Regions from separate parts of the Homo sapiens genome. Here region 2 is linked to region 1. Evidence: read pairs that join two places in POLR2A ChIA-PET (ENCODE). Cell type or tissue: CD4-positive, alpha-beta T cell. All regions are shown on one strand. Each heading gives the region's core, and the rest is flanking DNA. Links, peaks and the distances in the headings are about the cores only. Region 1 overlaps L3MBTL3 (L3MBTL histone methyl-lysine binding protein 3). Region 2 overlaps SAMD3 (sterile alpha motif domain containing 3).

Evidence for each region. Peaks named below come from ENCODE experiments on the same cell type or tissue, not always from the same donor. Only the 100,000 strongest peaks of a DNase experiment are listed, where the experiment ranks them.
Region 2: POLR2A ChIA-PET joins it to region 1 with 7 read pairs; 6 of 35 experiments call an interaction of 5 or more read pairs at or near these places.

What each region holds. Positions count from the first base shown.
Region 1 is chr6:130,129,766-130,134,981 of GRCh38, reverse strand. L3MBTL3 (L3MBTL histone methyl-lysine binding protein 3) reads right to left here. Exons shown (of 23, transcript NM_032438.4): 21 at 1,361-1,530; 22 at 1,077-1,139. Among named protein-coding and RNA genes, the nearest start is that of SAMD3, 91 kb to the left of the region's middle. In CD4-positive, alpha-beta T cell, for the core only: a CTCF peak has its summit at 125; a DNase peak (open chromatin) is centred at 2,551; H3K4me3 peaks cover 1,138 bases; H3K27ac peaks cover 3,565 bases.
Region 2 is chr6:130,185,904-130,191,410 of GRCh38, reverse strand. The region is part of intron 5 of SAMD3 (sterile alpha motif domain containing 3); the gene reads left to right. Among named protein-coding and RNA genes, the nearest start is that of SAMD3, 34 kb to the left of the region's middle. In CD4-positive, alpha-beta T cell, for the core only: no CTCF peak of the experiment used is centred there; no DNase peak of the experiment used is centred there; H3K27ac peaks cover 575 bases.

The sequences.
Region 1 (5,216 bases), core at 1-5,000:
ACAGAGAGAAAATAAAACCTTTGCACAATAAGAACATAAATCAGAAAAAGGATGTTGGAAATCAGATCCTTGTGCATTTTAACAAGCTTTCATCTAACGCATAAATTATACCTAACAGTATAACAACACTGACAACTGGTGGCTGGATTGTTAGCTGTGTCTATACTCCTGCAATGAAATGGAAAGTGTGCTGTTCTTAACAGTTGAGCTTTACACATAGGGGCAAACAAGTTGTGTATGCGTGTAACTGTAGACAGCAGATGTTGGAGAGCACCTTCTGAGATTACTCAGTCTACTTTCTGCCTTCTGGCAGGAGTAGACACAGCCAAAATCAGAGGGGTAATTGACTGCTTTGCTTGGAGGAGATGACAGGCAAGTGGCTTATTTTTAAAGGTCTCTACTGAAAAGGGTCTCCTGCTGTACGCTTACAGAATTAAAAGTTAGAAACCAGATTCCTTTTTATTCTAGTGCTCACTGTAAGTGATATCATTCTTAATCACCCCTTATATTGAAGTTTTGGAGAGGGAGTTGAAAACAACTAATAAAATAATCTTCCAAAAGTGGACTGTGATAAATATCTTATTATAAACATTATTGAGGAATGTATATGACTTAAGGGATTTTTTTAGACATAATGCTAATATTACTTATTATAAACCTCAAATGGAGTCAATCATGGTGTTGTTAGAATGACACTGGAAAATAAAATAATGGAAACTAATTTCACTTTATTAAAAAGAGAAAATGTTGCTTCTTTCTTTCTTTGGCTTCCTCTGTGCTATAAACTATATAAATGCATGCTATTAAGTTCTGTGGGTTTTCTTTTTATAAGGAGCCTAGTGTTACTGCTGTGGGGTATCATAAAATGGTACTCACAAACATTCTTATGCATCTCATCTTATACAAAGACATTTTTATACAACTGATTCATACTGCCTGTTAGTATACATCAATTTGTCAATTTCAACACACCCCATCTCTTTTTGACTCTGCCAATTCCACACATTTCACCTTCCACTGCATTTCAGTGCTTTGATCCCATTAAGTAACATATTGCAATTTAGTGGAATACTTACTTCATCTTTAAATACCTTTCCATGTTCTTCACACCCAGGTAAGCTCTGTATAAATTCTGACACCTGTCAAAAGCAATATCAAAATTCCCAGTTAAAAAACACAGTCAGAATCTAAATGCTACAGGTTCAAAACATTTAACCCATATGCATTAGTTATTTCTCTCACAATAATTTCTTCTCTTTCAGAAAAAAAAAGACTAAACGCTACCTACGCTCAATGTTCCACACCTCTTAAGCCAGTAATCCTGTATCTGGTGTCGGGCAGCAAAGAAAATAAAATATACCTCGTCTGTGCTCCATTTGGAAACTTTACTGGCAGGGATTCCTGCGACAGTTGGAAGAAGTTTGCTTTGCTGCTCCCAGCGCAAGGGCAGACATGGAATTGGGGACTTAAAGGACAGAAAGACAGCTGACCGACGCTGTGCCTGCTGGACGGTGGGTTCTTCCCGGGCACCTGGTCAATGAAAACAAATGGGAAATCACTCTCTGAAAGCAGCAAGAAAGCCCCAAATGCCGTGCATCTCCCAGATAACGAGACTGGAGGTGGGAGTGGTTAAAGCATTGGTTCCTTTCAGCATTATACTATTGAATAGGCTCTTCTTTGTCTTTACTGAAGGTCACTATAAAAAACAACCTGTAAATTCAACTGATATCATTTGCTACAGCACTCATTACTAAAGACATGCTTCATTATGTTGTTCAACGTTGTCTCTTTAATGCTTCAGATAAGAAACGTGCCTCAAAGTTTTAATGGGAAGGAAAGTTAGTCTTATTCTAGGAAGTTGTTTATTTGCTCCCCTTTCTGCTTTGGATGTTGTAAAGGTAACAGCCAAGTTGCATCTCACGTCTAACACCTGTGCTTACCATGTATTCACAGTTGGCATACTTTCTCTCTCCTTTTGTCTCAGGGCTTGGTTTGGTTTTTTAACTTCTTATTTACTAATCATACTGATTTTTTAAATAGCCAATTCAATTTTTTGACAGGGATATGAAATTATTGCAATAAAAATAAAACAGCAGAAATGCAAATGTTTTTGTAATTTTTTACTTGTTCAGATCAAAATTAAAACTACTAAATATTCTTACTGTAGCCTGGGCAACAAGACAAGGTCCCATCTCTTGAAAGAAAAAAAAAAACCCTACTGAATATTCTATTTATGTTAGAGCTTCTGAACCCAAAGCTAGTTTTATGGCTGCTTTCCTAAAACGGCCATTCTCTAGCAAAGGATTTTTGTCCTCTGGACGCTTGACTTAGAGCTGTCAATCGTCGTCTCCTTATGGTCCTTTAGAACAGAAACCTTTTCTGAAAACTCTGTATTCAAAGCACCTCAGAAGAAAGGCACCTCCCATACATTTCCTCTCTGCTCACACACCAGCTCAGTTACAAGGACACCTCAATTCTATCACAAAGCCTTGCTTTTATATCTCTAAGATCTACAGAAAGACACAGAAATCACTAAGTGTAAAGTTCACTGAATTTTCACAAAGTGAACACACCCATGTAACCAACACCCTGACTGAAAACAAAACGTGGCCAGCACACCCTTCCAATCGCACCTCATCTGTCAAGGGTGACCACTTCCTTGACTACTAACACCATAGATTCATTTACCCTTTTTTGAATTGTATTTAAAATGGAAACTTGGGTATCTGGCTTCTTTCTCTAAACAGCATGTTTCTGAGATTCATCCACATTGTTGTGAGTAGTAGAAGTTACCTTCTCTTTCTTGTATGGTTTTTGTGGCTGTGAATACTCTATAATTTATTTGGAGATCATGAACAATGAGCATCTGAGTTGTTTTTAATTTGGTGCTATTACAAACAGTGCTATTACAAACATTCTTGTACAGATTATTTTGTCAGAGGCGTTTGAACCAGAGCAACTCCATCTTGAGCAGGAGCTGGGTAAAATGAGGCTGATACCTACTGGGTCTGAGACAACTGCATTCCCAGATGGTTAAGGCATTCTAAGTCACAGGATGAGCTAGGAGATGTGGACAAGATACAGGTCATAAAGACCTTGCTGATAAAACAGACTGCAGTAAAGAAGCCAGACAAAACCCACCAAAACCAAGTGACCTCTGGTCGTCCTCACTGCTACACTCTCACCAGCGCCAGGACAGTTTACAATTGTCATGTCAACATCAGGAAGTTACCCTATACAGTCTAAAAAGGGGAGGCACAAATAATCCACCCCCTGTTTAGCATATCATCAAGAAATAACCACAAAAATGGGCAACCATTTGGAGTAGTCATTCTTTATTCCTTTCCTTTCCTAATACACTTTTGCATCCTCACTTCACTCTCTGGACTTGCCCCAAATTCTTTCTTGCGCGAGACCCAAGAATCCTCTCCTGGGGTCTGGACTGCGACCCTTTCCTGGTAACAATTTCTTGAATGTACGTATGTGTTTCCATTGCACATATACCAAAGAGTGAAACTCTGAGGTCGCAGCATGTGTGTACATTAAGCTTTGGTAAATCCTGTCAGCTTTCCAAAACAACTGCAGAATACCTACCAACAGCATATGACAGTTCCAATTGCTTCACCTCCACACCAATGCTTGGTATTGTCTATCTTTTTCTTTTTAACCGTTTAGTGGGTGTATAGTGGTATCACATTATGGTTACAAATGCATTCCATGATTAATGATAATCTTTCCCTATGTTTATTGTCCACATAGAGAGGCTCTTTTGTAAAGGGCTTATTTCTACTAGACAAATTTCCAATAGATAAATTTGGTTAAGAAATGACTTCTTTACAATATTGAGTCTTCCAATCCATGAAGAAGCTAAATCCCTCAATTTCTTTGGCTCTTCTTTAATATCTCTCATTAATATTTTGTCATTTTCAGGTAGAGATCTTGCACATCTTTTGTTAAATTTATTCCTATGTATCAGATGTTTCCTGAGGCTGTTATAAGTGGTAAATTTTTAAAAAATTTATTTCTTATTGTTCTGTTACAGTTTTCTAATAAGTTTATTCTTAAACTAGCCTAATCCAAAATTTGAATTGCTCTGAATGCTAGAAAGTCACTATGCTGAGTCAAAAATCTATTTTACTGGAGTTGACACCCACTGGTTCTGGTACTACCTCATTGAGCTTATACAGAAAAATTCTAGTGTCTGCTCCACATGAAACATTTCAAATCTTCAAATATGTTTTAAAAAGCCATCATTATCCCTCTTTCCACATTTCATCCAATCAACCTCAAAGGTGCAGGTCCTCATCCCATTTTATTGAATATCTATTATGAACCAAATACATAAAGCAGAAAGTTTGTTTTTATTCTCTTTTTCTTTTTGAATTGCCCAGATTTAAGGAATTTTTGTGTAGCAAAATACGGAGTAACTTAAAAACATCTTTTTAATCTCAGGTATTCTAAAGAGCTTAGCTATTATTTGAAATACAATATTTGTACATATTTTATAAGACAGCTTTATATGAAATGGTAAGATTTCCAATTCTACACTACAGTAATACCATAGGGCTGACTTTATAATTTGTATCCTGAGTGCATGCCATATAATTAGTCTTTTCCAAAGCCATAGTCTTTATCCTATTACTGTTTATGTTCTATTAACACTCAGCACTGTTCATTCTATCACTGCAGACCTACTCTTCCATTTTATTTTCTGCTAAAAGCTGTATTAGTCACAATTCATTTCTAATGTTCCGCACATTGTTCCTTAGAAAAATAACTAACCCATTCTAAGGAAATGACTAAAAACACCAAAGCCCTTATGTCTGTGGTTGCCTCTGCATGTCTTTAAGCCTGATACGATAAATAGGCCTAGATATACATACTCTTCCAATCCTAGTACCAACTCTGCCTCCTTCGCATTAAGACTTTCCTTCCTTTTGCTGAGTCTTCCTCGCTAACTGATGTTATCTGCCACACAGCATGCCACCTCCTATGATTTTAATCCAAAAGGAATAAAGAAAGCAGCTTCATTTGAGCAAATTTGTACTGCATTCCTTGAATTGCAAAGAAAAGTGACTCCAGGTTTTTGTTTTAACATGTTATGACATAGGCTAAAATAAATGCAAATAGACTCTGGCTCCAGTAGGTGGTTCAGTGCCAAGAGTAAGGAAGAGTAGGTTTAAATGTGCACAGTATGCCTCGGGAAACAGAGCCTC
Region 2 (5,507 bases), core at 225-5,224, 56 kb before region 1:
ATCCAAACATGTCAACAAATCATAGTTATTTTCCTCTTCCTGGGGAGCCCCAGGAACCCAAAGGGATGATAATTAAGGGATGGGCCTGGCTCACAGTTGTCCTCAGAAATAGGAAGCAGTAACTCTCCTCTCAGGGAGACCACATACTGAAGATGTTAATTGGTCAAAGAGACTGACATAGTAAACTCTCACTGCATAGTAAACTCTCACGGTGTCTAATTGTTGGGGGTAGAAGAATCCTGAATCACCCATGTCACTCAATATATATATGGGTTACATTGTCGGCAAACAGGAAGATTATCATGCATATGACAGTTGGAAAATGTGAAATCATGCAAAAGGCAGATATCTAGTATGGTCAAGTATTGAATGTGGACTTGCAGGTCTTCTATATACTTGGTCTTTAAACTATGGGACTTTTAAATTTGAAGTTAAATTCTACATTGGTTCCCAGTGGTGTTTCAGTACCAGAAATAGTGTTTGAAATTGGACATGATTATAGTGTCAAGCAAGATTGCCTTATTTTGCTTGGACCTTCAACTATGTCTTGGTTCCAAAAGTAGCCCTGGAAGCCATTGGCCAGCTCTACCTGGCCCCTCCACTGACCGACATGATTAAATCGGTGTTTATGTAAAATTGGATGATGGATCACAGAGGAGAAGGGTTTATGGCTATATAGGGGGATAAATTGTGAGGAGCTGCAATTAGAAAAAATGAGCTACTTTTCTTATTTTTTTTTAATCTCTTTTCCCAGTGTTTTTCAGATTGGATCATTTCTGTTGATCTGTCTTCAAATTCAATGACTATTTCCTCCTAAATCTCCATTCTGCTATTAATCCTATCTAGTACAATTTTTAATTTCAAATTTTGTATTTTTTTCTTCTAAATTTCTATTTGTTTCTTTTAAACAATTTCTATTTCTTTGCTAAATTTTCCTATCATTTCAGTCATTCTGGCCTATATGCCTTTAATTCACTGAACATTGTTAGAATGGCCGCTTTAAAATCCTTGCCGACATCTGGTTCATCTTAGCATCACATTCTAATGATTATCTTTACTCTTGAGGATGGATTACATTTTCTGGGTTTTTTTTTTGTACGTTACATAATTTTGGATTAAATATGAATGTTACAGTGTGGAGTCTCTTGAATCTGTTGTGTTCGCCCAAAGAGCGTTGACATTTTGTTCTAGGAAACCGCAAAATTGGTTGGACTCACGTGGAAAACTCAGTCTCCTGGTGTCAGTTAAAATCTGTTGAGTTCTTTTATCTTTAGTCCAGTTATGCACATGTGTAGTTCAGGATCATCCAGAGATTTGAACAGTTTATACACAGATTGTGGAGTTTTCCCTCATTAGCTCATTCTTTTCTGGGGTTTTCCTCTCCTTTTCCACATAATGGGTTGCCCGAAATCCTGCCCCCAAGTCTTTGAGTCCAGAAATACTACAGGTTTTTCTATTAGAGTTTTGGCAGCACAGCATGAGGCCTGCCTTCAGGCCAAAAGCCATGAAAAGGGAACCTCATCAAAGGCCCAGTGTCTTCCTCTTGTTCTAAGTGTAGGCTTCTTTTCAAAACCTGCATTCTGTTTTTCACATTTCAGTGTTTTCAGTTAATTTTTTTAAAATGTGTTTAATGTTTATGGTTAATGTTTCTGAGACAGCTGGTCCAGTGGGAGCTCATTAAGCCATTCCAGCAGAACTCTGCTAGGAGACTACTGAAGCAGTCCACATTTGAGTGGCGAATACTTGGATTAGTGTAGTAGCATGAACCATGGAAATAAGTAAATAAATACAGAGATAAAATGTAGGGAAAATTTCATGACACTTAGGAGTGAAAAATGAAGGTGAAAGACATCACGATGTTAAGCTTGAGTTGCTAACAGAAACGGGTACAGTAAAAGAAACAAGGAAATTGGAATTCTGTGTTAGTCCGCACAGGCTGCCAAACAAATACCATAGACTTGGTGACCTAAACATAGAAATTTATTTTTTGGTGGTTCTAGAGGCCGTAAGCCTGAGATCAAGGCACTGACCTCTTCCATTTCTGTTGAGGACCCTCTTTTTCACTTGCAGATGGCTACATTTTCTCTCTGACCTCACATGGCATACAGATCTTTTAAGAATACCAATCCCGTCATCTCAGGGCCCAACCTTATGATTTCATTTAACTAAATTACTTCCATAAAGGTCTGTCTCCAAGTACAGTCACGTTGGAGGTTAGGGCTTCAACATATAGAATTTGAAAGGAACACAATTCAGTTCCTAGAAAATGAGAGCCTAGTTTTTGTTTTTTGGTTTTTTTTTTTTTTTGGTTTTTTTAAAGATTGTGAATTATTTTGGATTTGTTGAGTATGAGATGAACAATGTACAAGTTGTTGTTGGAGATCTAAGATGGAGCATGGAGAACAGATTATTGATGATAGATTTACAATCCATCAACATAAAGCTCAGAGCTGAGGCCATGGGGCTGGATGAGTTCTCTGAGGAAGAAAGCAAAAATCAATACAGAGGATTAAGGGGGCAGGAACCAAGCCATGTGCAAATTCTCACAGAAAGTAAAGGAGGTATAAATCAGCAAATAAACAAGTTGTCAGAGAGATTGGAAGAGAAGCAGGAAAATGAAACAGTGTCAAGGAAGTTAAGGAAGAAAAGGGGTGTGAGGAAGTAGTCAATAACACTAAATGCAGTTATGAAGCTCTTGTAAAAAGTTATGGTCAAAGGCCCTGAATTTGTCAATCAGGAAATCATTATTGACTTTAGAGGAAGCAGTCCCGGTGAGGTGATTGGGAAGAGATTGAGGTAAGAGAGGTTAGGGAAAAGCAGGATGAAGGTGATTTCAAAGACATGCCTGGAGCATAAATGGGGAGCCGAATCTACAGGGTAATGAATGCAATCACGGACCAGTGAAGTGTCCACATCTTTGCCGAGACCACATCAAATTCAGCCCTGCTTAGGTAGCTACTTCTTTCAGATGCCTGGTTTATTCTTTCAACAAAAAATCACTGTGTTATCAACTCTGCTAAGCAATGTTATATATACTGGAGATTAAACAAAAAGTCCCCGCCCTCATGTAACATCTGTGTTTCTTCTGCTCCCTACCAACTGCTGTTCTTCTGTGCTTTCAGATTGTTCCTTAGAGAGCTGGTGCTCACCTGAGCCCGTTCTTAACAGAGCCATCTTTCCTACCCTGTGTGAGCCTCATCAGAGTATACCATATGCTCTTTGGAAGCAGGGAAAGAATTGGATATTTTTTCACTCTTACTAAAGTTAGAAAATGTTGGAGAGTCAGTTAGCTTTTTTATGAAAATGCCATCTAATCATTTTTTAAATTAGCACCTAATACAATAATGATATGGCCAAGTATCAAATGTGTTGTCTTAACTTTATTATAAGTTTTATTTTATTGCAAATATAAGCTCTACACATAAGCTGAGAATTTAGTAAGCAGTGAACTCTGATTCAGTTAGCCGGGGGCCAACTGTAGGCATTAACATGTTTTAAAAGCTTCCTAGTTGATTCTACTGTGCACCCAGGATTGAGATACCTTGGGTTAGAGATCTGTTGCTTTGTGGTGCTGATTTTGTCGAAGAGCCTGGTTCTGAGGTGGGAACAGTAATATAACCATCCTTTGGGTTGAACTGCTGTCTGCTCCCTGCCCTTACTTTTGGCTGACTTATTATGGTGTTCTGCCCAATTCTAGCTTAATAAAAATATTATGAATAATCTTAACCTCACAGTAAAGCTTTTTTTAATCCAATGCAAATATAATTTTACAGATGAGAAATGATTTTGCCTGCAGTTATCTGCTTCCAAATTAGAATGTATTTTTAATTTCTGATGAGTCACTTTTCGTGTGTAATACTCATTTTGACTGGTATTAGGTGGCATGGGTTGGTTTTTAGTCAATTCCAGAATATCTTCTTACATTGTTTTAATGTAAAGAAAATGAAAATTTGATGCTTCTGATCTTTCCTAATACCTCTATTTAGAGCAAGATGGAGTATCTGTCTCCTTGGATCCTTTATATGTCTAGCTACATTGTGGATGTTTGATAGAAATAATACCATGCAGTATAGTCTCCGCCCCGACACTGAAAAAAAAAAGGAGGGAAAGTATGTAGAATAAAAAGACAAACAGTGTAACGAGCTTTATTTTATAACACTGGAACATTGAACTTATCTGTTGAGGTGGTACTAAGTAACATAACAACTTCAAAAACCTGGACCCGGCAGGCAGCTAATTTAGCTACTTGAAAATCACTGGGGAAAAGGAAATAGATGCTAAGATTACTGAAACCAGCTTAACACCTGCCAAGTTACATCGCTTTTAAAAAATGCTAGGAAGGCCCAGGCACGGTGGCTCACACCTGTAATCCCAGCGCTTTGGGAGGCCAAGGTGGGCAGATCACAAGGTCAGGAGATTGAGACCATCCTGGCCAACATGGTGAAACACTGTCTATACTAAAAATAAAAAAAATTAGCCAGGCACGGTGGCATGCGCCTGTAGTCCCAGCTACTCAGGAGGCTGAGGCAGGAGAATCGCTTGAACCCGGGAGGCGGAGGTTGCAGTGAGCCGAGATTGCACCACTGCACTCCAGCCTGGGTGACAGAGCAAGACTCCGTCTCAAAAAAAAAAAAAAAAAAAAATCCCAGGAAGGCACAAAAGACATCCAACAAAACTGGCCATTACTTTATACTTCTAGGTCTCAGTAGATACAGGAGAGGTAATTTGGCCATGGGAGAAAGAAACAAAGTAATAGAATATGGAAGAAAATGAGGATTGTGAAAGAGTAATTCGCATTTAGTAGACCCCTAATAAATACTGGTTGAATGAATGAACAAAATGAAAGAGAAACATACTAGAAAATAGATTGGGCTGCAGCGGAGACTTACATCTGGAAATATCCTGTTGTGGTATTGGGTCAAGTATTAAATACTGGTGTGCTTATTTTAGCCAGGACATAATTTCGCCACTGATATAGTAGGGACCGCCAAAGGGGGAAAAAAGGAAAGGGAGCTTATCATAAAAATAGATGTGAGAGTGCTTTCTCCTGTGTGCTTGATTCTCCATATCACATTATAGCTCGTGCATTCTTATAAAGGATGACCTAAAATGCTAAAAGAATCCTAGTCTTTCAAAATTCATCTGAATGTTGCTTGGGCCACTAAAGGTTCCATGGTCATCAGAAAATTAACCTACTTAGGCCAATTTAGGAAATCTTCCTGTTGTCTTCTACTTGGCTTGCCTCTGTTTCTTTACTTCCACCACAAATCGATCCTATTTATAAATGGGTTAAGAGCTACCTAGTGCCTTTGATTAATTGTTACTTGGACACTTTATTAATATTATAGAGTCTTCATTTTGCATACTCAGTGGTCAGTCACTAACTTTAAGGCTTGAACATTGTTCTGATAATTTTATAAACAGCCTTATTGACATTTCATTTACATAGCATAAAGTTCACCCATTTAAAGTGAACAAGAGGCTAGCTGTGTTGGCTCATGCCTGTA